Linked DNA regions of Mus musculus: all the other regions are linked to region 1. The links are chromatin loops, found by intact Hi-C in ENCODE. Cell type or tissue: heart. All regions are shown on one strand. Each heading gives the region's core, and the rest is flanking DNA. Links, peaks and the distances in the headings are about the cores only.

What was found. A loop is a pair of places that touch in the nucleus more often than their neighbours do. Peaks named below come from ENCODE experiments on the same cell type or tissue, not always from the same donor. Only the 100,000 strongest peaks of a DNase experiment are listed, where the experiment ranks them.
Region 2: a loop joins it to region 1, with 2.8 times the contacts of the local background. A loop is called at or near these places in 2 of 42 quality-filtered maps.
Region 3: a loop joins it to region 1, with 2.6 times the contacts of the local background. A loop is called at or near these places in 6 of 42 quality-filtered maps.

The regions. Positions count from the first base shown.
Region 1 is chr13:34,871,985-34,879,475 of GRCm38, reverse strand. Prpf4b (pre-mRNA processing factor 4B) reads right to left here and starts at 3,947. Exons shown (of 15, transcript NM_013830.3): 1 at 3,782-3,947. The coding sequence starts at 3,822. Gm36839 (a long non-coding RNA gene) reads left to right here and starts at 4,236. Exons shown (of 2, transcript XR_382181.1): 1 at 4,236-4,307; 2 at 4,908-5,848. In heart, for the core only: a CTCF peak has its summit at 3,521; DNase peaks (open chromatin) are centred at 3,445, 3,995 and 5,075; H3K4me3 peaks cover 3,781 bases; H3K27ac peaks cover 3,609 bases.
Region 2 is chr13:35,737,556-35,745,046 of GRCm38, reverse strand. The region is part of intron 3 of Cdyl (chromodomain protein, Y chromosome-like); the gene reads right to left. Among named protein-coding and RNA genes, the nearest start is that of Cdyl, 81 kb to the right of the region's middle. In heart, for the core only: a CTCF peak has its summit at 3,927 (motif pointing right); DNase peaks (open chromatin) are centred at 2,896, 3,666 and 4,216; H3K4me3 peaks cover 3,521 bases; H3K27ac peaks cover 3,057 bases; H3K27me3 peaks cover 765 bases.
Region 3 is chr13:34,737,665-34,745,155 of GRCm38, reverse strand. The region is part of intron 1 of Fam50b (family with sequence similarity 50, member B); the gene reads right to left. Among named protein-coding and RNA genes, the nearest start is that of Fam50b, 6.6 kb to the right of the region's middle. In heart, for the core only: CTCF peaks have their summits at 3,680 (motif pointing left) and 4,450 (motif pointing right); no DNase peak of the experiment used is centred there.

The sequences.
Region 1 (7,491 bases), core at 1,332-6,331:
CTTCTCTGTGGCTGGACATGGAATGTGTAAGAGTCACCCAGGTGGTACTGGTTTTAAAGGCATGAAGGGGTCATGAAGAGCACTGAGAGAGGCCATGGAAGGCCATTGGTGAAGGTGCAGCCTCAGTTGCAATTGATGTCCCAGGACTGAAGGGGTCATGCAAAGGAGTTGAGGCTTAGCACCATGAGGAGAGCCTGTAAGAGGCTATTGGTGAAGCCTAGTCACAGCGGAAGACAGCAGTGTTTGGAGATGCCAGTCCCATGAGATGACCACCAAGAGCAGCAGCAGCAGTGCAGCACAGGCAGCTGGAGCCTAGAGGACAAGCTGTGTGCTACAAAGGGCAGGGCTGGAGAAGTGACCCAAGCCCCTGGAGGAGCCCAGAAGATTGTGAGTTGGATCCCAGATATTGGGCAGTTAGAGTTTAATTTTCCCTTTTGATTGTGACTGTGCCCTGATATTTCCCCCTCTTGAAGGAAGTTTTTTAGTGAAGCCCACAGTTAAGAGACTTTGAATTTTAAAGTACTTTGGATTTTAAAAGATACTGGATATTTTGAAAGGATTGAACTTTTAATATGTAAAGACTGGGACTTTTAAAGTTGTTTAGATCTTGGGGATGAATAAAAACTAAGGGTTGAGGCTTAATACTGATGTGTTTGTGTGTCAAGTTGACAAGGGGTCAACTGTACTGGCTAGTTTTGTGTCAATTTGACACAGGCTGGAGTTATCACAGAGAAAGGAGCTTCAGTTGGGGAAATGCCTCCATGAGATCCAACTGTAAGGCATTTTCTCAATTAGTGATCAAGAAGGGAGGTTCCCTTGTGGGTGGTGCCATTCCTGGACAGGTAGTCTTGGTTATAAGAGCAGGCTGAGCAAGCCAGGGGAAGGAAGCCAGTAAGTAACATCCCTCCATGGCCTCTGCATCAGCTCCTGCTTCCTGACCTGCTTGAGTTCCAGTCCTGACTTCCCTGGTGATAAACAGCAGTATGGAAGTGTAGATGAATAAACCCTTTCCTCCCCAACTTGCTTCTTGGTCATGATGTTTGTGCAGGAACAGAAACCCTGACTAAGACACCCACCCTTGCTTTTCAAGACAGGAATTCTGTGTGGCCCTGGCTGTCCTCAAACTAGCCCACCTCTACCTGGGCCTCTGGAATGCTGGGATTAAAGGTTTGCACCACCACTGTCCAGCTAGGATAGTCTTTATAAATTGATTTGGGAAGCATTCCATTTATGCCTTATAGGCAAGCAAGCTACACAATTTTTTTAAAAAAAAGACAATTCTTTAAAAATATGTCAATATTGAGCAAAGTCCAATGTAAAGGAAGTAACTAAATGACTTTTCTCTTCCAAACTGAAATGCTTTTACAACAGAATTGATGGAGCCAGGAGTTAGAATGGATCCCAAAGACCAACTGGTCTTAAACCTAGTTTCTGCTTTTCCTTTTCCAAATCATGTTTCAGGAATTAAATTTTAATGTATTATAAACACCACATCAAAAACACATCTTTGGCTGGGCATGGTAGGGATGCTTGTAAATGCAACCTTTGGGAGGCCAGCCTGAAAAGACACAGCCAGCTCAGGGGAGTAAGGTACATCTCCACGGTAGGACTTAGGCTAGTGCATGTTAGGCTCTGGGTTTACTCCTAGTGTCAGCCCTGCTCAATGATCTCAGGCTGACAATGTGGCTCAGGGGTAAAGTACTTGCTTATTAACATGTGCAAAAGGGTTCTTAGTTTGATCCTTAATTCCCCCTCACTCCCTACAACCATCTTTCTGGGACACTAGCAAAAAACATTATTTTAAATCTTAGAGGCAAGTGAAGAAGCCACAGTACAGCAGTCGGGAGCTGGCCTTTAGAGCCACATTTACAAAGTTAAATGTGGCTATCACAGTGCGACCTTGAGCAAACTACTTCATGTCTCTGTGTTAGTTTCATCACCCACAAAATACCAGCAACAACAGGACCCAGCGCCACAGGATTGTTACAAGAATTAATGAGCTACTATTTGAATGATTTGAATAGTACCTGGTCCCTGGTGACTTCGAATACATTTATTTTTTTTTTAAAGCTGAAGTAAAGAGGCTGACAAATGTACAGGCCAGTAAAACAAAAGCCATTTGAGCCTTTAAGGAAAATGTAAACTATGTAATATGTGTGCCCTTAATTTTTCTATTTTGAATAGCTTCCTGTAACTACAAGCTATTCAGAGTAACTTGAAGCCATTTAGGTCAGCAACACACATAGTGCCTGCTTTCATATCAAACTGTTATTTACTCCATTAATTATTTTCAAATTAGCAAAAATAGGACACATTGAGAAGAATTCCATTTACACAATTTCTATGGGGGAAGGGAGGATAAATTAAAAACTACCATCAGTGTTATGTAGTTGCCAGAGCCTAAACAAACCCACGCTTATAAAGATAGGATTAAATACGCAAATAATAGGGCTGACTCTGACTCAAAATAAATGTGAATGGATCCTCCCCTCAAATTAAGTGAATGGACATAATACCAAGAACTTTTCAGATTGCCAGAACTACTTAGCTGAACAGCCGAAGACACCCATCAAGCTAAACTAACATCCTGTAACTGCCACACCATGAACTTGGACAATAAGCTATCTTAAAATCCTATCTGTTCTCTGCTAAGCCCAATTGTCACAACCACAATGCAACTTTCAAGCATACTTAATAAAAACAAATTCTCTGTCAAGCTGAGTAAAGTAAATGACAGGGGAACCCCAAACTAGATTCTCAGCAAAGAAACCAAGCTATCTGTCACAAGTTGCTGGAAACGGTATCAAACACTTTCCTAAACAGGCTGAAAACATAGATAATGCAGATGTAACTGGGGGGTGGGGGGTGGGGGGGGTTGCTGTTGCCACCCAGTCTTCAGTGGTATTCTCTTTAAAGTTAAGCTTTCCTCGCATAAACGTGGGAAACAAAACACTGCTCTTCTTTAAGCAACAGCTAGTCCTTTTGCTTATTCAAGGATGTGTTCTCTTGGCTTCAAATACTTCTATAGTCGCTTAATTAAAAACACAGATTAGAATGATTTAGAAGTAGCAACGATTCCTAATACTTCTCCCATGTCCCTTCCTAAAGGCAAAAACAAACTAGGGCAAAAAACTGCCAGGCCTCAAAACCCAGGTAGTCTACCTTACTTTGCCTCAAGTTTGAAAGTTAGAAATAAGCTACCAATGGACAGAGAAATACCGGGTTGTGGTTGGAAGGAAGAGTAAAGGGCAAAGGACTTCGCTAGCACAATTTCCGGGACAGTCAAAAGTGTGACCCTAGCACCCCCGTCTCTGCTTTTACCATCAGCAGGATCGCAAGGATAGCATATGCGTTAGGAAAGCGGGGCTTAGCCTGCCGGCCGCCACTATTCCTCGGGTCTCTTTAGGGAAGGAGATCACCGAGGGTTGAGATCGGAGAGCTCCACGGTCCCCCAGGGAGGTGCAGGAAGGCGCGACCTCAGGGCAGCAGCAGCCACCACGCTAACTGGACCTGTAGAGGCCGCTCGTGCCGCCGCCTCCCGGGGCAACGACGGACAGCAGGCCGCGCTGCCGGCACCTCAACAGCCGCGGCCCCACCGGCAGCAAAGCCCAGGCCGCTCCCACGCCTCCCGCCGCACCACCCACGGCGCGCGGCAAGGCAAAGTTTGGCTGTCGCCGTTAGGCCTGAACTTTCCCGCCCGTCGCGCAGGTCGCCGCCGCCGCCGTCCCCCGCATTGCCGGCCTGGAGGCCCAGCTCCGACACACCCGCGCGGTGCACTTACTCAGCTTGCTCCCGCAGGGACGGGGGCTCCGTGGCGGCCATCTTGAACTTCCCGACTCCTCCGCGATGCTGGCGGCGGCTCGGCGAACCGTGGACGCCAGTGGAAGCGGAGGAAGAAGGGACAGGCAGCCGCGCATGTGCGGAGCACGTAGAGAAAAGCGGCACTCGGGAGTCCGCGCTAAGAATCCGGATAGAAAAACTCGGCGTCCGGGGGCGGGGCGCGGAACGTAACTTCCGGGGCTAGGGGGCGGGCCGTGGGGAGAAGAAGGCCTGATTCACTTAGAGCGCTGGTTATGTGTGTAAGTGTGAGTGTGTAAGTGTGTAAGTGTAGGGACCTGCTGGAGACAGCAGCAAAGAAAGGGGTCGGGTGCATTGCTGAGAGCTGATTCTCCATGTGATCCAGTAGTGGGTGAAACCTGCTGTGTCTCTCCTTGTTGCTGATTGGCTAGCGGAGAGCTCGTAGACCTGGCCTAATTTAAACAGCCAGAATATCTGCCAGGTCCCCTTTTGACCTTCTGTTCTTTATGGTATGCTTTATATGGGAATTAAGTTTTCTGTTTCTGGGAGGAATACGTTGGAGATAATGGTGATACTGAAATAAGACCGATTTCCGATTTACAGACACCATTCTTCACAGAGTAAAATAAAGCACTTCTAAGCCCGGACACACAAAATAAATGTAATAAAAATGCTCTTGTCGGGCAGTGGTGGCGCACGCCTTTAATCCCAGCACTCGGGAGGTAGAGGCAGGCGGATCTGAGTTCGAGGCCAGCCTGGTCTACAGAGTGAGTTCCAGGACAGCCAGGGCTACACAGAGAAACCCTGTCTCGAAAAACCAAAAAATAAATAAATAAAAAATAAAATAAATAAAGCACTTCTAAAGGAGCTGGTGCTGGAAAACTTTTCCATGGAAGATTTTCTTTTTCACCCAAGTTCATTTCCACGCTATTACGAATTGGAGAGCGAAATCGATGCCTAAAGGCATCCCAAGCTGTTACTGTTAGCAGATATTGAAACATTAGCTTACTCGTGCAGGAAACGTTTACAAAGTGACAGACCAGACAATTACAATTCCTTGGGTTTTTTTTTTTTTTTTTTTTTTTTTCCTCTTCGGGGCCCTGGTAAAGGAACCGCCCGACCCATAGCCGCAGTTTCCGCGGATCAGGACGGAAGTGAGCTCTGCACAGCGGAACCAGCTTCCCGGAAGTCTTTTGGCCAGCCGGAGAGACGCATGCGTGCTGGTGGCCAGAAGAAAGCGTGGGCGTGTTCAAAGCTGCGGGCGGTGGTTGTGGCGTTAGAACTGCGGCGGGCAGCTATGGGGAGGCCCTCCCAGTTCCCTGCTCCAGCTCAGCTGGTCTCCGCCTCCCGATCTCAGCCCCGACCTCTCCTCTGCGGCAACGTCAGCACAGCGGCTTGCCAAGATTGCGTCTGAGCGTACCCCAAGATCCCTCAAGTAGAGGTCCGCCTTGTTCGGTGACACCGTGGAGACCACGGCGCCGGCAGACAATGCAAAAAGTTGAGGCTTTGGAGGCAAGCGTGTCTTTGTGAACGTTTCATCTTTTCCTACCATCTGTGGTTGCTTCAAGTATTATTCCAAACGAGCTGGGCATTCTTTAAATAATTGAAAAATATATTTGAAATATGTGTATTTCTGTGGAGAGCTACTAATCTCGTACACGGTTGCCATGGAACCCAGTGAGCTCTCAATAGGCTAATTGTAACAGACTACAAACAAATTACGAGCATCGTAAAACCCGTTGACTCTTGGAGTTTCCAGGTGTCTTTGAAGAGTGTAGAAGCCATTTGAGCAGCACTTAGGTTTAAAATTGGGATTTGGACCTTTAATGGGAAGACGCCAAACTGGTGTTAACACGCTTGAGGCATCATGCCTGTCTTAGTGTAATTTTTTTGTTGTTTTAAAATACTTCTGTGCATTTGTGAATTTGGACAAACTCAAAGTAAAGGAAAATCATCCCCCAAGTGGATAATTCCACGTTGAACCAGCCCGAACATGTTGGCTTATTTTTAGCCCTTTCCTATGTGAAATATTAAATTTCACACTTGTGTACACAGTGTCATCGCTTGCTCTTTTTCACATAGCAGTTTTTGCTTCATTCTGGTTTGCCAAGCATCTTCTAACTAGATTGTTGTCCTTGTTACTAGGTATCTAGATTGTATCAGCTTTGCAGCAGTATTAACTATAAAGAGAAACACCTAGAACAATGTTCTAAAAGTAAGGGCTGGCTGGTGAGGTGGCTCAAGTGGGAAAAGATGCCTGTCAAGAGACCTGAGGGCCCAGCAGTGGTGTGGCACACACCTTTAATCCCAGCGCTTGGGAGGCAGAGGCAGGCGGATTTCTGAGTTCGAGGCCAGCCTGGTCTACAGAGTGAGTTCCAGGACAGCCAGGGCTACGCAGAAAAACCCTGTCTCAAAAAACAAACAACAATAAAAAAAAGAGACCCGAGGAGCTAGGTTCAATACCCAGACCCCCTCATCGATTGTCTTCTGACCTCTGTTCATGAACACACAAAATAGATGTAATAAAAATGCACTTACATGAACATAGGATTTATGTCAGCAAGGGGTTTCACTGTTTGCTGTGCAACCAAGAACAATTAAAATTTTTTCCTAGTTTTACCACCCAATAAATTGGGGATAATAGTTCTCATTGTATAAACACAATAAATTAAGCAATGAGCAAAATGGCCTATATGAGTAAATGGTAGTTTTTGTGATGGTTTGTATATGCTCTGCCCAGGGAGTGGAACAATTAGAAGGTGTGGCCTTGTTGGAGTAGGTATGTCATTGTGGGTGTGGGCTATAAGACTCTCATCCTAGCTACCTGAAAGCCAGTATTCTGATAGCAGCTTTCAGATGAAGATGTAGAACTCTCAGCTGCCCCTGCACCAAGCCTGCCTGGATGCTGCCATGTTCCCACCTTGATAATGGACTGAACCTGTAAGCCAGCCCCAGTTAAATGTTGTCTTTATGAGAAGAGTTCTTGGTCATGGTGTCTGTGCACAGCACACCCTAACTACGGCTGGGCGGTGGTGTGGCACACACCTTTAATCCCAGCACTTGGGAAGCAGAGGCAGGTGGATTTCTGAGTTCAAGGCCAGCCTGGTCTACAAAGTGAGTTCCAGGACAGCCAGGGCTATATAGAGAAACTCTGTCTCGAAAAACCAAAATAATAATAATAATATAAAAAAATAAAAATGCTTTGCAGTCTCTGAGAGAGGTATATAAGTTGCCGTGTTGTGTGCAATATGAAATTGATGCTGAAATCACTACCCAGAGATAACTTGAATGGTTAAGGGATGATCACAAAAGGGAAGGGAAATGCACCTACCCTAATGTGCTCTTGGTTTTCCTCTGACCTGGGTCTCAATAACTCTTCCTCTTAAGTATACCCCACTTAACTCACAAGTTTCTCATTCTGCACATTAAAAAAAAAAAGACAGTTTCACCCCTCCCCATGATTTTGTCTTGATATACTTATTGACTACCTTATCGAGATCCTGTACTGAAACTTGGCATGGTGGTGCATAACACCATTCCCAGCACTTGGTAGAAGGAAGCAGGGAAATCAGAAGTTCAAGATAAACCCCTGGTTACAAAGTAAATTAGGGGCCAAGCTGGGCTACATGTAACCACATCTCAAAAACCAAATAGATTGTTATAGTGTCAAAAACCAGGCGCTAAGACCAAAGT
Region 2 (7,491 bases), core at 1,425-6,424, 870 kb before region 1:
ATGCTCTACCCTCCAAAAGATCAGTCCCTTGTTTTTCATTCACAAAACGTAGTTCCAATAGTCACTTAGTCACACTAAGGATCTCCTACTATATACAGGGTTCCAGGCTAAGTGTTACAGACATAAGTGAGAAAGGACCACCCACCACGGTTCAGGAAAACCCGCCCTCCAATCAAGGTGGGGTACTAAGGGCAAGTCTTTTCAGTGTTCTACATCTGTAGAGCCTCAGGCCAAACACAGAGCATTTCAATTTATGGACAACCAGAAAAAAAAACAGGACAAAACTATTCTCCCTTGACCTGGCCTCTGAAGCACATGGTGTTCTGCCCAGACAGACAGACAGACCATAGAGTTCATCTACAGTTGGGTATCACTCCTACTACAATAGGGCCTCTGTGAGCAAATGCTGTATCTTTTTAAACAAAAACACGACTGGGCATTTTAGATCAGTTATAGAACAGGACTGAATACCTCTTTTTTTTCTTTCTTTCTTTCTTTTTTGGTTTTCTGAGACAGGGTTTTTCTGTGTAGCCCTGGCTGTCCTGGAACTCACTCTGTAGACCAGGCTGGCCTCGAACTCAGAAATCCACCTACCTCTGCCTCCCAAGTGCTGGGATTAAAGGTAAGCGCCACCACCACCCAGCTGATTACCTCTTAGAGTGTTTTAAGTATTTCTTCATATAAAGCTCACAGCTCTCTAAGTGAAGCATTGATCCCACCTCCACAGACGAGGAAATAGCTTTCAAGGTTAATTTACTCAACATGACAACTGGACTTCAGTAACAAGCTATTTGACTAGATTCAGACTCTTGGCCACTATGCAAAACTTCCAAATATCACTTTTCCTTCCCCCCTTTTTTGTAAGTGTACTCATTTTACATGTTGAGTTTTGGTGTGGGGGCTCCAAGTGACATCTGTAGAAGTCAACTCTCTCCCTTCACCATGTAACACAACACTGACCAAACTCTGGTACTTAGGTTTGGTGGGAGAAGCCTTCCTTCACCTGCTAACCCCTCTCACTGGCCCGTTTGTTTGTTTGTTTGTTTGTTTGTTTGTTTGAGACAGGCTCACTATGTCCTGAAATTCCTGATCCTGTCTCAGCCTCCTGAGTCCGAGATTACAAGTGTGTAACTTCAACATCAGCTTTTCTGTTGTCTTTTTTACTTTTTCCAGAGAGGGGTTTTGTTGTTTTGTTTGTTTGTTTGTTTGTTTGTTTTGCAGTCTTGGCTATCCTAGAACAGGCTCTGTAGACCAGGTTGACCCCAAACTCACAACACTGCTTCCCAAGTGCTGTGCCACCACCCCTTAAACATCAACTTTTAGTTGTAATACAGTCCCGATGTTTCCATCAAGTAAAGAAGTTAGAAGGAAGCTTAAAAGATACCAACCAGAACACACCTACAATGGCTTTCATCACTTTAGTCGTATCTTCATGTTATCTTTTCCCTCAAAACAAACTAAGGAAAGACCCAGACTGGAAACTGCCATGGCCCAGGTACACCACTTACTTGCACTGTAGCTATCTGTTCCCCAAGAGCTGCTTCTTGAGAGCACTGCCCATGACATGCCTCTACCTCTAAGCCTCCATACCACAGACATTCAAAATCACCCTGAATGAACACAAACTTGGTATAAGATGTTATTTATCTCTAAGTGACCTCTGTCAGAAAAAATGGTGAGTAGAAAACAGGAAGCTATAGAATAAACAGAAAGTAACTTTACTAATTCCTAACACAATCAGTGTGTGTCATCTTTACCCACGGAGGATACAACTTATGTATAATGTGCACCTCTCCCCCAGATACCAAATGGGAACCATATTTAGAATCCCCCAAGAAGCTCAACAGTGAACACACAAGAGTCAGCCACCAAAGAATGATCTAATGTGACAAGTAAATCCCCACCTTGATCACACTCAGTACTTTCTGTACTTTCCACGACTTGGTGAGTAAGACATCTTTTCTACATCCTAGCCTCTACTGTGCTGGCACCCATCAAGACACTTCCATTCCTGGAAGCCAAGCTTCTCGGGAGAGTGGAGTTTTCTCTTCATATCCCCCAGTGACCTAAGAGAGCATCTTGAATACAGTAGGGCACTGCTAATGTGTAAAATGGTTGAAAGGGGGAGACAATTTTCAATGATAGGTACAGTAGACTGAAGCTCAAATAAAGGGCAAGCAACAGCCTTCCCCTTGGTCTATAGAAGGTAGCCTCCTTCGAAGGACTTTTGTAAACCTTTGGTTTTTTTTCAAAGCAACCAAAACTCATCAAAAAGTTGCTACAAGCCTCATTGTTGTCAGCAAAGCTTCAGTCTATGCCGAAAGCAGCTATACACACTGAAGGCGGTACCCCCTTGGAAGGATCACACAAGGCTGCAGTTACAGATGCCCATTTCAATCCCTAAACAGCCAAGTTCCTAAAGGCATCCTAAAGGTGAGTCTGGATAGAATCTGGAGAGTTTTAAGCCTCTTAAAAAGATGAATGTACAAATATGTGAAACCAACAACGTATTCCAAAGGCACAGCTTTTACCCTTCTGTACTCCCAGGAAGTCTACTTTGAAATACGTCAAGGAGTTATGTGGAGACATTCAGAATACGTGAAAGATCCAGACCGATAACTCTCAAACTTGAAGTTAAAGCTGGCAGACCCATCACCCATAACTCATCGCCTCGACTCTTAGAACCCTTTCCTACTCGCAAGGCTGCGACGACAGCGCATCAGCGTTTAAGTTCAATTTCCTGGCTCCGGCCACAATGCTAACCTAATTAAAGCATGTGGTCAACGCTCAGCATTTTCGGTGCGAAATTTTGCATCTCTCTGGCTAGTACCCGAGTGGAGACAGCCGCACGGGCCCCCCGTGAGGCGACACCCTGTCCACCCGGCTCGACCAAACGGGCAGGAAAAGCACCCCCGCGCCGCCCACGGACCCTGCCGCGCTCAGGCACGGGCTCCCCTCGCCAGCAGCACTTTGGGCTGAGTCTGAGCAAGTCGCTCGTGTCAGCGCCACTTCCCCCCGCCCGGCCCGGCAACTCCGGCGCCCCCGCCCGTCGGCCCCTCCGGCCGCCGCTCGCTCCGGGGGCTGGCGCACGCTTCCCGTCCAGCAAACCGGGCACGGAGGCCCGCGGGCCGGGGGCGCCGCCGGGGGGAGGGGAGTACCTCGTACAGCTCCTCGGAGGCCATGGTGGGCGGCGCAGGGGCGCGGCGGGGTCGGGGCGCGGCACCCGGCGGCAGACACTTTGTTCCAGTTGGGTCCCTGCGTGGCCTGCGCTTCCTGCTCCGCGGCCGGCGCCGGGCGCAGTGCACGGACCAGCCTCTCGCTCCGGGCGGCCGGTGCGGGCCGGCGGCAGCGGGGTTGTGCGCAGGAGCAGCTGCGCAACGCGCCCTGGGCGCCCGCGCTCAGTGCCCGGCGGGCCGGCTGAGGCTCAGGCGCGGGTTCATCGCGCCCGCCAGGGGCCGGACGGGCTGGGGCGGGCGCGGCGGCGGTGCGGGCGCTGCGGGCTGTGCGGCGGGATCCGTGGCTCCCGGTCTCCGGTGTAGTGCAAAAAGCTTCCTACTTGCGACCGAAAAACCTGCCCCGGCTACTGAGCATGCCCAGTGCTGCCGCCCGGCCCGGCGGAGCAACGCTCCCGCGCTCCGGGTTTTCGGGCCGCCCTCGCGGGAGGGGTGGGAGGCGGCGGGGCGGGGCGGCCAAGGGGAGTACGGACTCCGTTCCGGGCCTGGGCGCCAGCGGCGGGCTGCAGGGAGCAAGCCGGCAGGAAGGGGAGGAGTCGGGTGGGGTGGGCGGGGCCGCACATTGTGGTGGGCGGGGCCAGTTGGGGTGGGCGGGGCTCCGAGTTGCCCAAGTCCCGCTCCCCGGGGTCTGTGTGGCCACGGCACCGCCCACCGGCCCTGCCTGGACGTGGGCGCTAGTTGCCCAGCAGAGGGCGGGACCGGGCGGTGCTTGAGGGTCGCGGAGAACGGTGACTGTGCCCGCTGGGGCAGGTAAACCGATCCGAAGTTGAGTAAGGGACCTGGCGGGACGGTGGGCACGCGTCTGAAGTCGCGACCCGACGGCAGCAGCGGTTCTGTTAGCGCCTGTGACCGGGATAGCGCAGCAGATGCCTCCGTGCTCCCGCAGCGGCCGCCGGCCGGGGACAGCGCCAGCCATCTAGGGGCCAGCGGCGTGGCCAGGTGGAGTCTCCCGCCCTGCCACGTGCCCGCCGCCCCGGCGGCCGCAGCCAAGACCCGGAGCCGGGACCGCGCGCCCCGCCGCGTGTCGCCAGCTGGGCCTCCTACCGGGGTGGGATCTGGGCACCGGGGAGGGCGGCGCGAGGGCGCGGCCGTCTCACTCTGCCCGCAGCTTCCCTCCGCCAGGCCTCGGGTTCCTCCTAAGTGTCCACCTCCTCTTAAGGGGAGCGGAGAGGAGTGTACCGAATGTGGACTCCGGGAGGTCTACTTTCTAAAGAAACGAAGCTGTCAATGGTGACGCTCCATGTGGGGACCGGGTAGACAACACTCCCTCTCAGTCAGCTGCAACGGGCTGGCCTTTCCTTATGTTATAGGTGGGATGGGTAGAGCGGGTCCTATCAGAACAACTCATCTGCCAGGAAACTGGACGATAGGGAAAGAGGCTATGGACCTAGCTTCCTCCAAACAGCAAGCAACACAATGAATGGGACGTCCCCTCGGGGCACTACCAATACTTTCTCCCCTTAAGTCGTACTGGAAGTCCGCATCACTTCCCATTGCCTCCAAAGCTTCCTCTCCGACACCCAGTCCCAGTCCTCAGAACTCTATCCTAACCGACCTCCCAGACATCGGGCTCCTCATAACAGTTTTCTTCTTTAAACCCAACTAGTTTATGTAGAACAGCATTCTAAAAGCCACTGACGTCCAGTTCCCTGCCTTTTCCCATACCCAGGTGTCTGACAGTACAAATGCCAAGTCTTCGGGTAGGTGCTGGTGGTTGTGACTCCTATGCCTGCAAAGCCCTCTTGAACCTTAAAACTACTACCACCAACACCTCGAAAGCCTGGTCTTCCATACGTCTCTCCGGGGACTCCCCCAAAGCACTCGATGCGTGAGTGCTCCATTGCAGCGCTATCTCAGTATATTTTAGTGTTTATCCGTTCTTCATCTTCACATTTGAATTTCCTATCCCAAACACCACCCTCTGCATATGACATAAGTTGATATTTAATGAGCTGGAATTTCAGTGGCCAAAGAAAGCATAATCAGATTCCTAAACAAGAACCACAAGTTAAGGAGGCCTACTCATCAACAACTTAAGGTACCTCAAGCTCCGCCTTTCACAGGTGGCTCAGCCAATGCCGTGCCACCTCCAACAGGCCTCCTTCCCACTTAAGCGTTTCTTTGTTTGCTACACTGGAGGATCGCCTCATGTCCTATTATACTAATTCATCTACATAATCGTTAAACTCCTCGAAGCTAAGAATTAGGACTTTATACAAAGGAATCTCAAAGTCGTTTGTGTGTCAAGTGCTCAAGCGATGAGCAAACATACCAGGAAATTGAAGAAAAAACAGGGATCCTCAAAAGACAATGCGCATATAACGTCTCACATTCAAACTCAGGTCCAAGAGTGGACACCAAAATAAGTAAAAACATCTCTACTCTTCACACTAATCTCTAAAGAGCCTTCAATCCTATCCTACCTCCAAAAGAGGATGGAGAGACACAGCAACCATTTTCAGTCGACGAGCTAGTATACAAAGTAAAGTAGTTCATCGCCGTGGTGGAAAAAAACCAGACTGGGGGGTGGGGAGGATAAAAACCTGAGAAGAGTAACCCAGAAAAGTTCAATTTGACAACATCGAAGATCTAAATTATGACTACCCACATTTGGAGGTGTAACTCCCGGTAGACTCCACCAAAGCAGGAGCAAGCCAGTCTCATAAACTCAGAACCAACTGCCTCTCCTCCAATGAATTAGGTGGCTTCCACTAGAGATGGAAAATCTGACCACATTTTCAGCTATTCATTTAACCCCTTCTTCCCTGGCTTCCTCGTTTCCCTCCATTTACAACAACCACTGGATTATTAAATGCTACTCTGCAAATTGAGGATAAGTTGAACTTATCTTACTTTCAAATGCCGCCTTCCTCCTTCACTTTTTAATATAAACGTTTTATCAGTGCTTATAACAAAAGTAAATATGCCTAAGATCGCTTTGTGTCTTTGAATTTATACCACCGTTATGAAATAGTGCAGTTTTTAACCAGTTACCAAGACCAAGTGCGTGGGTGTGGAAGTACTCCCAAACTCTTCAGGAAGACTGTCCAAAATTTATACCACACAGTACTAAGTGCAGGGCGCACAGTACATATTTTAAAAGGTATGGAAGTGGTCAACATGAGACAATGGACACACACAATTACAACGCACATCAATAAGCTTCAACCCTTACCTGACTTGAACCAGTGGAGGAGATTCAAACAGTCCATTTTACTCTTTCTCCAGAACCACACAAGCCAATACCACCGAGTACAACTCTTCAGATCAGGTACCACAGCCATTTCCCATCTCTAGAGAACAATGGCTGAAAACTTAAAATTGGAGGTCTCCTCTTCCCTCCCTTCTTTCTCTCTCAATAGCCAAGTCAGCCTCGGTTGGTCCTATTCTCCCAATAATCTGCATGCCATCTACATTTGAATCCCAAGGCATGCTGGAGGAGATGGGGGGGTGGGGGATGGGACTTTAAGACAAAAGAAGCCAAAATCAAGCACCAAAGCCTCTGGGATACAGGCATTTTCAGGATGGGTGGTTGTGAAAGGCTGCAGATCAAGATTGCCTACAGCAATCTGGTACCCCCAAAGCACACTCCATCTTGGCTACTACCTCTAAAGCTCAGAATTTAATTATGGATTTTATGAAGAAGGGACCTAGAGTTGGTTTGTTTAAACATAATGAAGCTAAAAAGAAATTAAATACCACTCCTGTTATAGGTTAAACATTTCACGAAACTAAGTGAAATTCCCATCTCCATTACCTGTAGGGAGAGAAAGGAGCAGGGCAAAACTAGGAAGAAAGTGAGAGCAAGAGAAACAGGAAGTCAGGTAATGTGTTCTCTGCACTTGGAGACAACCATTCTTGCTTTCCTGAAAGCTTAAATTGTATATACTAGTGCACCTTTCCAGCCAACTATTATTTTCCGATTTCTAGTCCCACCCCCCCCCCGCCCCCATTTCCTTTCCTGGATGAGTCCATCTTCCATTTCCACAGCAGCCTCTTCTTCCCTTTCTAAGCAGAACCTAGCTGGCATCTCTCAAGCCACCATACTACTGCTTCCTGTCCAAGCACCTAATTGATTTTTTTTTTGTGGTTTTTTGTTTTTTTTTTTTTTTTTTCTTCTAGAGAGGTCAGCTTTGAGAATTCTTTACATTTGATTTCACCAATTTTCTCTTAAATTGAGGAACCACCACAGCTAAACTGGGCAATTTGCAATTAAGGGTCCTTTCCTTTCCTTTCCTTTCCTTTCCTTTTTCCTTTC
Region 3 (7,491 bases), core at 1,425-6,424, 130 kb after region 1:
CACATGGTGATAGCTCATACCACAGCCAATAGATACTTCATCTTAACTTTCCTGAGCTTCCTTTGCATCCACGCTCTCTAGTTCTCTGGATTCCAACTCTCCCTTGTTAGCCCCGACCTCCACACCTAAAGGACCCCTGCCCATTACTATTGCCCCCTCCTACACATCCGTGCTTCCTACCCATCAAAGATCAAACCCTTTCCTGAGGCATTCACACCTCTTGCTTGCTGAAATTCTCATCTAAGAAATCCTGATCCTGGCCAAACCCAGAGTATTTCTCAACCCTTAAATCCAGATAGTTGACTGACCAAGAAAATGAACAAGCTGCTGGCCAGCCTCACTTTAAATTCATGGCTATGAGGACTCAAAACGTCCTAGAAATTCTGCCACTCTGCACCCAGTGTGTCTACTGTGCTGCTCTCCAAGACAGATCTCATTTCTTTGTCGTCTCCACTCAGCCCCCTGTCATGGCCGGTGGCTGGGGATCCTTCACGGCCACACCTCTTAGTTCTTACAGCTATTGTTTGATACTGAATCCTAACACCTTGCAAAGAGATTGAACGTGCTTTATTAGATCACTGTAACACAGCACTTGCCCTAAATATTTTATCTGGGGAAGAGGTTTCTAACCTCGAGGTCACTGTGGGAAACAGGTATCTTAGGCTAGGAAGCCTTTAATCTGCTTTTTACCGGGAAGCAAGGTCAAGGGTCACATGTATGAAGGGCAGAGGGAGACAAAGCTCCTTCCTGCCTCTAAGGCATCTTTGCCTTCAGGAGCACTGTATACATCACCGACACAGCTTGTAAGTTCCACTAAACACCGCACCAAGACAGGACAGAAAACAAGGGAAGAGGTTGGGCACCTATTTGCATCTGGCTATGTGAAGTAGAGACCAGACCACTGGAAATTTATAATCCCCTTGAGGCCTGCACCTGCTGACCTCCGCCTGCTCCCTTGAGCACCCCTAAGCCCCCCAGACCCCCACCCTGCCTCCGTCTCCCAACCCTAGCCCCAAGGTCTAAGTCACAGGCTGAATCTCAAGGCCCCTTTTTGGGGTTGTCCCACATCCACTTCATAGGATTTTCTAGAAAAGTAAATGTTTAAAACATGTCAGGAATGGCCTTAACCGTTCAGTTGAAGCAAAGAATGGCAGTGTTATTTTTTTTTATGAGGAAACAGGTAGACCCTGACCATCATTCAGTATCTCCTTTCCATCCTGCACTCTCTTTCCAGTTTCCCATGGCATTTGAAACTGCTCCAAGTCAGAGGAGGGAGGAACTCACTCTCTGCCCCTGCTAAAACATGCCTGTGAAGCAACTGGCCCTTTGCCAGTCCCCTCTTCATTTTCCATGTTATCACTGGTGAGGATTATTGGTGACCTAATACCACTGTGGTCTTGCTTTGCCAAACGGAAAACAGATAGTTTCTGTTCTGGGCAAAGAACACCATAAGAATGAATGATCGCCTACAAACTTTTATCTTCTGCCATCTTGGAGCAGTGGTGGCTGCTTTCCTGCCCTGGACCCAGGGAACACCACACTCCACATAGCCAATGCTAAGGCCCAGTAGAGCATTCTGAGTGTTAGAGGCATTGATGCACCTAGGAACGGCAGAGTTGGAGGCAGGAAATCCTGTTCCCGGGGCTACTCTCACCAGGTGACAGCTGTGGAGTTCACAATGAGATACCAGAGTCTACTCTGAAATACCAGAGTATTGAAGTGGATAGAGAATGATAGCCCAATCCACTCAGGAAGTTAAATTCCAAGATATTAAAATGCTTTAGAAACCATCTGAATCTCACTTTGACCTGGTGAGCAAGAAGGCCAACACTGCAGGGGGAACCATGGCTATAAAGAAAAGCAGGATTTACATTGCTCATGTGTTCAGTGTTACTATGGTGTCCTTGTTTATATCAGTGGGGACAGAAGTGCTAACTGACCCCATGTGAATTTGTTCCTCATACTTGCATTCATGTGACAGAAAATCCCCTCAACCATCCTGAGCATTCTCAACTCGCACCTCTGATTGCCTGCCCTGGAGCATCCTAGAGGTTTGGCAACTCATACTCTTAGCCCACGCTTCTTGGAAAATGAGATTGGTGAATAATTTTCCCAGCTATCATGACCCTCTAGGGATCTGCCAGCCCCAACAGAGTTTTGATATCATCTGTGGTTACCACTTGGTTCATCACTGTGAAGTTTTATTGTCTAAACAGGCTATGAACGTGGAAGACATTACCCCAGAGACAGGATCGTTTTACAATATGTACATAGAACAAGAAATCCAGAAACTTCTAATTCCTAGGACAGATTTCTTAGCTCCACCATTCTGACCACTTTGATCTTTCTTCAGACTTGCATTTTCCACCAGAAACTCCACTATTTTGCCATAGTAAACTAAAAGCTGTAAGGAACAGCCAACTTGCTGCCCTTCATTCTTGCTGCTTGTCACTTTGATTCGGGACTACGTAAATGAAAAGACTAGTTGGAGATGTGCTATTATTTAAGGCTTTTTCCCCATTCATTTTTACACATGTATACAGCACAAGCTACTTTTTTTTTTTTTTTGGCGTTTAGTTATGGAAGTTCTCACAATGCTCACGTGCCTGGAATTTTTGGCAAATTGTGGTCATCTTCATTTCAGAAACAACCTGTCCTGACACACCTTCAGTCAACTGATGGGTCCTGGGAGCTGCTTTCCTGATTATCACTTGCAAAGTGCTGCCTGAGGGCGGGGAGCTTGGACCAGCCTTGGAGGTGGCAGCACAGAGTTCCAGCTCTGTGCTGAAGTCCAAGCAGGCACACACAGCTGAAACTGATGAAATCAATTCTCCATTCCACACCCTGGCTGCAGTACCACATTCTGCAAAGTTATCAGTTATTCAAGTGAAACTCTCAGCTCCAGACTTCCTGTCTTCCTGTCTCAGTGTTGTGACTTGAAGTTCAGTGTTCAAGGGAAAAGAGGAAGGGAGAGATGGAGGGAGGGAGGGAGGGAGGAATAAAGTGAGGGAGTTTTGTTGATTGTTGATCTCCTAGGTGAGATCTTGCTGAAGCTCTGTTGTAAACAGAGAAAGAGATTGTCAACACAGATGTTGACAACATCTTTTGTGAAAGTTAAATATAGTGAAGGCAGGGGAGATTGCTCAGCAGGTGAAAGTCTGATGACCACAAGTTTGTATTCTTATGTAAAAAAAGCCAGGTGGAATGGTCTCTAATCCAGCAGCCCTGCAGTGAGAAGGGAAGCAGAGACAGCCCTGTTCCCTACTGATGAAGGTCAGAGGCCCCGCTCACCTGAAGTTTGCAGCCAACACAGCTGCAGAAACAAGAAGAGTCTGACTCAAGATAGAACACGAAGCCTAAACCATAAGATTGTCTTCAGACCTCCATGAGTGTTGTTGCAAGCACATGGGATCCCCCACCCACCCAAACACACACACATAAACACAAAAGAGCAGTTTTTAAAATTTTACTATAGCAAGATGACCTCTTTCTGGTGTGCAGTGCTATGGATTTGCCATGAGCACAATCAGGCACAGCCACTCTCTACTATTTTGGGTTTTGCCTTTCAGTTTCAATTAAATGCACCCAGGAGCTGAACAGATAGCTCAGCGGTTAAGAGCACTTAATGCTGGTTCCATTCTCAGCACCCACAAAGCAGCGCATACCATCTCTAACTCCAGTTCCAGAGGAGCCGGCGCCCTCTTCTGGACTCTTCAGGCAATTGCATGTATGTGGTGCACAGATGAACACAGGCAAAGCCCTCGTCTGCATAAAATTTATTTAATTAAAAAAGAAAAATTAGGCCGGGATGTGGTGACACACGCCTTTAATCCCAGCACTTGGGAGGCAGAGGCAGGTGGATTTCTGAGTTCGAGGCCAGCCTAGTCTGCACGAGTGAGTTCCAGGACAGCCAGGGCTACACAGAGAAACCCTGTCTGGGGGTGGGGGTGGGGGGGGGGAGTTAGATGGCCCCAACAACAGCCTAGAAAATATGAAATGGAAATTTCTAGAAATTGACAATTCATAATTTTTAACTGCATGGTGTTTTATCATTCTATTTGATAGTTTCAAGAGTTCCTATTGTAGTCTGAGAATAATTCCTTCATGTGACATGTGACCTACAAGGATTTCTAACTTTTCTTTCAGGCTTGTAGGTGTCCTTTATAGAGAAAAAAGCTTTAATCTTAATGAAGTCTAATTTATCAATTGTCTATTTATGGATCATGTTTTGGTATTTAAACCAAGGTCATATAATTGGTTTCTTATGGTTTCATCTGAAAGTTTTATAGTTCTCCATTTATATTTATGGTTTGCTTCAAGTTATTTTAGAGTTGCTTTGAAATACCCATCTAAATGCTGAACTTCCTTTAACATTGGCAATTTAAAAAAAAGATTTATTTATTTTTTAATATATGAGTGCTTTATCTGCATGTACAGCTGAACACCAGAAGAGGGCATCAGAACTCATTATAGATAGTTATGAGCCACCAGGTGGGTACTGGGAATTGAACTCAGGACCTCTGGAAGGAGCAGCTGGTGCTCTTAACCACTGAGCCATCTCTCCAGGCCCAAACTGGCAATTTCAAATAACCAGTTTGCCACCACAATCAGTGTTTCATCCCTTCCTCCCTCTCTCCCTTCCTTTCTTCTTTCCCCATTTTTTCTTTCTCCCTCTTGCTCTCCTCTCCCTTTCACGAAATATCTCTTTCTTTAGGTGCTAGGCATCAAACCTAGGCCATTACCCAAGGAAGGCAACCTCTATACTTCTAATCTATGACTCCAGTTCTGTTGCTAAAATTTTCTAAAAACAGATAGTACCTTCTCAGTGTGCTGCGAATTTATAGTGTCAACAGTAGAAAATTTACCCAGTAGAATATTGATGGTGATCTCAGAGACTATGGGAAGACAAATGGGCAGTATCAGCCAGGATGCTTGCCCCCGTCCATGGTACATGCTCAGACACACAGCACTGATGTTAATGGGATTGACACCAATCTCCCCAAATGCTTCCCTAAGACAAGCAGAGGTGTTCATCCTGACACAGGAAGTCCATTCTTCAACACACTACTCATAAGATGTAGGAGCTTCAGAGTTTATTGAAATAGAGCTGTGCTTTATTGCACAGGATTGTAACAAGAATTAACTAGAATTTCTACCAAACCAAAGGATTATCTATAATCACCCATGGGTTAGATAGGACTGGACCTTTTTGCCTTAAATGATCACACACCTTGTCCTCCCTGGCAGAACTGTGATGCTAAGGATCCTGAAATTCTAAACAGGTGACATGCAGAAATGCTCCCACAGACCTGTATATTGAAAGTTTGGATTCCAGATAGTGATAGAAACATTAGTAGATACGGCCTACCTGGAGGAAGTTGGGTAACTGGGCTTGGTTCCTTAGTGGGTATGTTGTATCCACCCCCTCCTGTGTTGCTCTGCTTCCTGACTGACCATGAAGGGAATAGCTTTCTTCTGCCTCATGCTCCCATTGCCCTCATGTCCTTTCCAAGCAGGTGGGACCAAGTGACCATGGACTGAACTGGAAACTGTGAACTGAAAGCAATTCTTTCACCCTTCTGTTGCCATTGTTGGGTCACAGTGATGAGAAGCTAAGGAACAGAGGATGTTTCCTACATTTTGTAATCCTGAAATTATCCCTATGACCACCAACCACAGCCCCCGTGTTCCCAGGGTCTGCCTCCACGAGTTGACTGCATTTTTGAATGTTGCCAGAGGGCCTTTGGCAAAGTGCACTTTTTTAGGGGGGGAGGGGCAGGATTCAGTAATTTCTCTGTACAATAGTTTCCCAAACCAAGGATCTATTTGGCAGGACCACAGGGTGACTTGATAAGGACAGCAAGTTAATTTTTCATCCCAGAATGACTGGCATAATTACTTCAAAGGAAGAAAGATTTATTGAGCCCACAGGTTCAGAGGTCTGTCCATTAAGACAGGGAGGTTAAGGTGAGGCTGAACAGCTCCCGTTACGGTGGTGAAGGAGCACAGGAAAGGCCTGCACTGTGATCAGTCTCTTTGCTTTACTCTTTTTAATTCCCTCTAGGTTCTCCAGCCTGAGGGCCAGGGCAGTTTCCCTCCCCCCCCCCACTCCCCCGCCCCCCATAAATTAATCCTCTCTGGGAAATGTCCTCATAGACACACCCCGAGGTATGCTTTGTAATCTCCCAGGTGCTTCTCAGTTCAATCATTTATTCACTACAGATCAATGGGGATTATTCATCACAAACAGAGGGTTTTTTGCCAGGTCACCCAGCCCATTGCTACCGCAGCCCTTCTGTTTTTCCTGCTCAAGGTCCTGAATGTTTTAGAGCATGCACAATAAACATTGTACCATTTGATTGCATGATTCTGAGATACTGTTGATATCAGCAACTCTAGGTGGCATGGGAAAGATATTCCCTGACACATTTTCATTTTCAGTTCCCCATTTAGAACCAAAAGCATCAAAGTCCTCTCTTCACAAATCACCAAAGCCCTGAACTTTGGCACCTGGCAAGTAGAGTTAAGGGTGACAGAGTGGAAGTCCCGTTGCCTGAGGTCTGAGGTCCCTGGTGTCCACGCTGGGTTCTCATACTGACAGTAAAGCACACTTACTGGTTAAGGAAGTCACATGACTATTTTAAACCCCAGGGCTGTTTTGTTTGTTTTCCATCTGAACACTTGCAAGCTGAGATTTTCCAGCCCCTTTGATTTGGACAGGGTTAGGATCCAGCCAAGAGTATGTTTTCACAAATGAAATTTTAAGCTTACCACAAGACATGAATAGATAACCCACGGCCTTTTTGTGTTACACTGCCACCCTGGGGAGGGAGCTTATTATCAAACTTGGGAAAGCGATGAATTAGCTAATAAGATCAATCCCAATTAGACTTTATCCACTCACAAGGTTGCTGGCATGTTATCAGCTCAGTCCAAAGGCAAATCCACAGAACTCAGAGGGCAGGAACAGACATGAAATTCCTGGGTTAGCAATGGAGGAGGAGGAAGAGGTCACTGGACCTCACCGATAGAGCCCGCTAAGGCACTAGGGACCGCTGTTCAGACCTTCCAAGGAGCCAGCTCTGAACAACTTTGGCAGGGACTTGTGTATGTAGACTGGGCCAAGAAACCATATGTCTATGTGTCAGGAAGTCCCTGTGCAGCTTCTCCATGCCTGGTGATAGACACTTTCTTGAGCTTTCCAGGAAAGTGGGAATTTTTCCTTTCCCACCTCTATACGTCTATACTTCTCTCTCTTCCACTTCCGAATTTGATAATTCCCAGTACAGATTCCCTAGCCTGGATTTCTCCCTGACGCATATTCATTTAATTCTCTATAACAAAATAAAACTATTTTGGTAGCTTTGTACAATGATCTCTGAGCGATCTTCCTCCATGTTAGCATGCATTTTAATGCAAATGGGATTATTCTATACATTGCTGGGATAACCTCCCAGATACCGGGTTTCATCAAGGGTCTACCTGAAATTT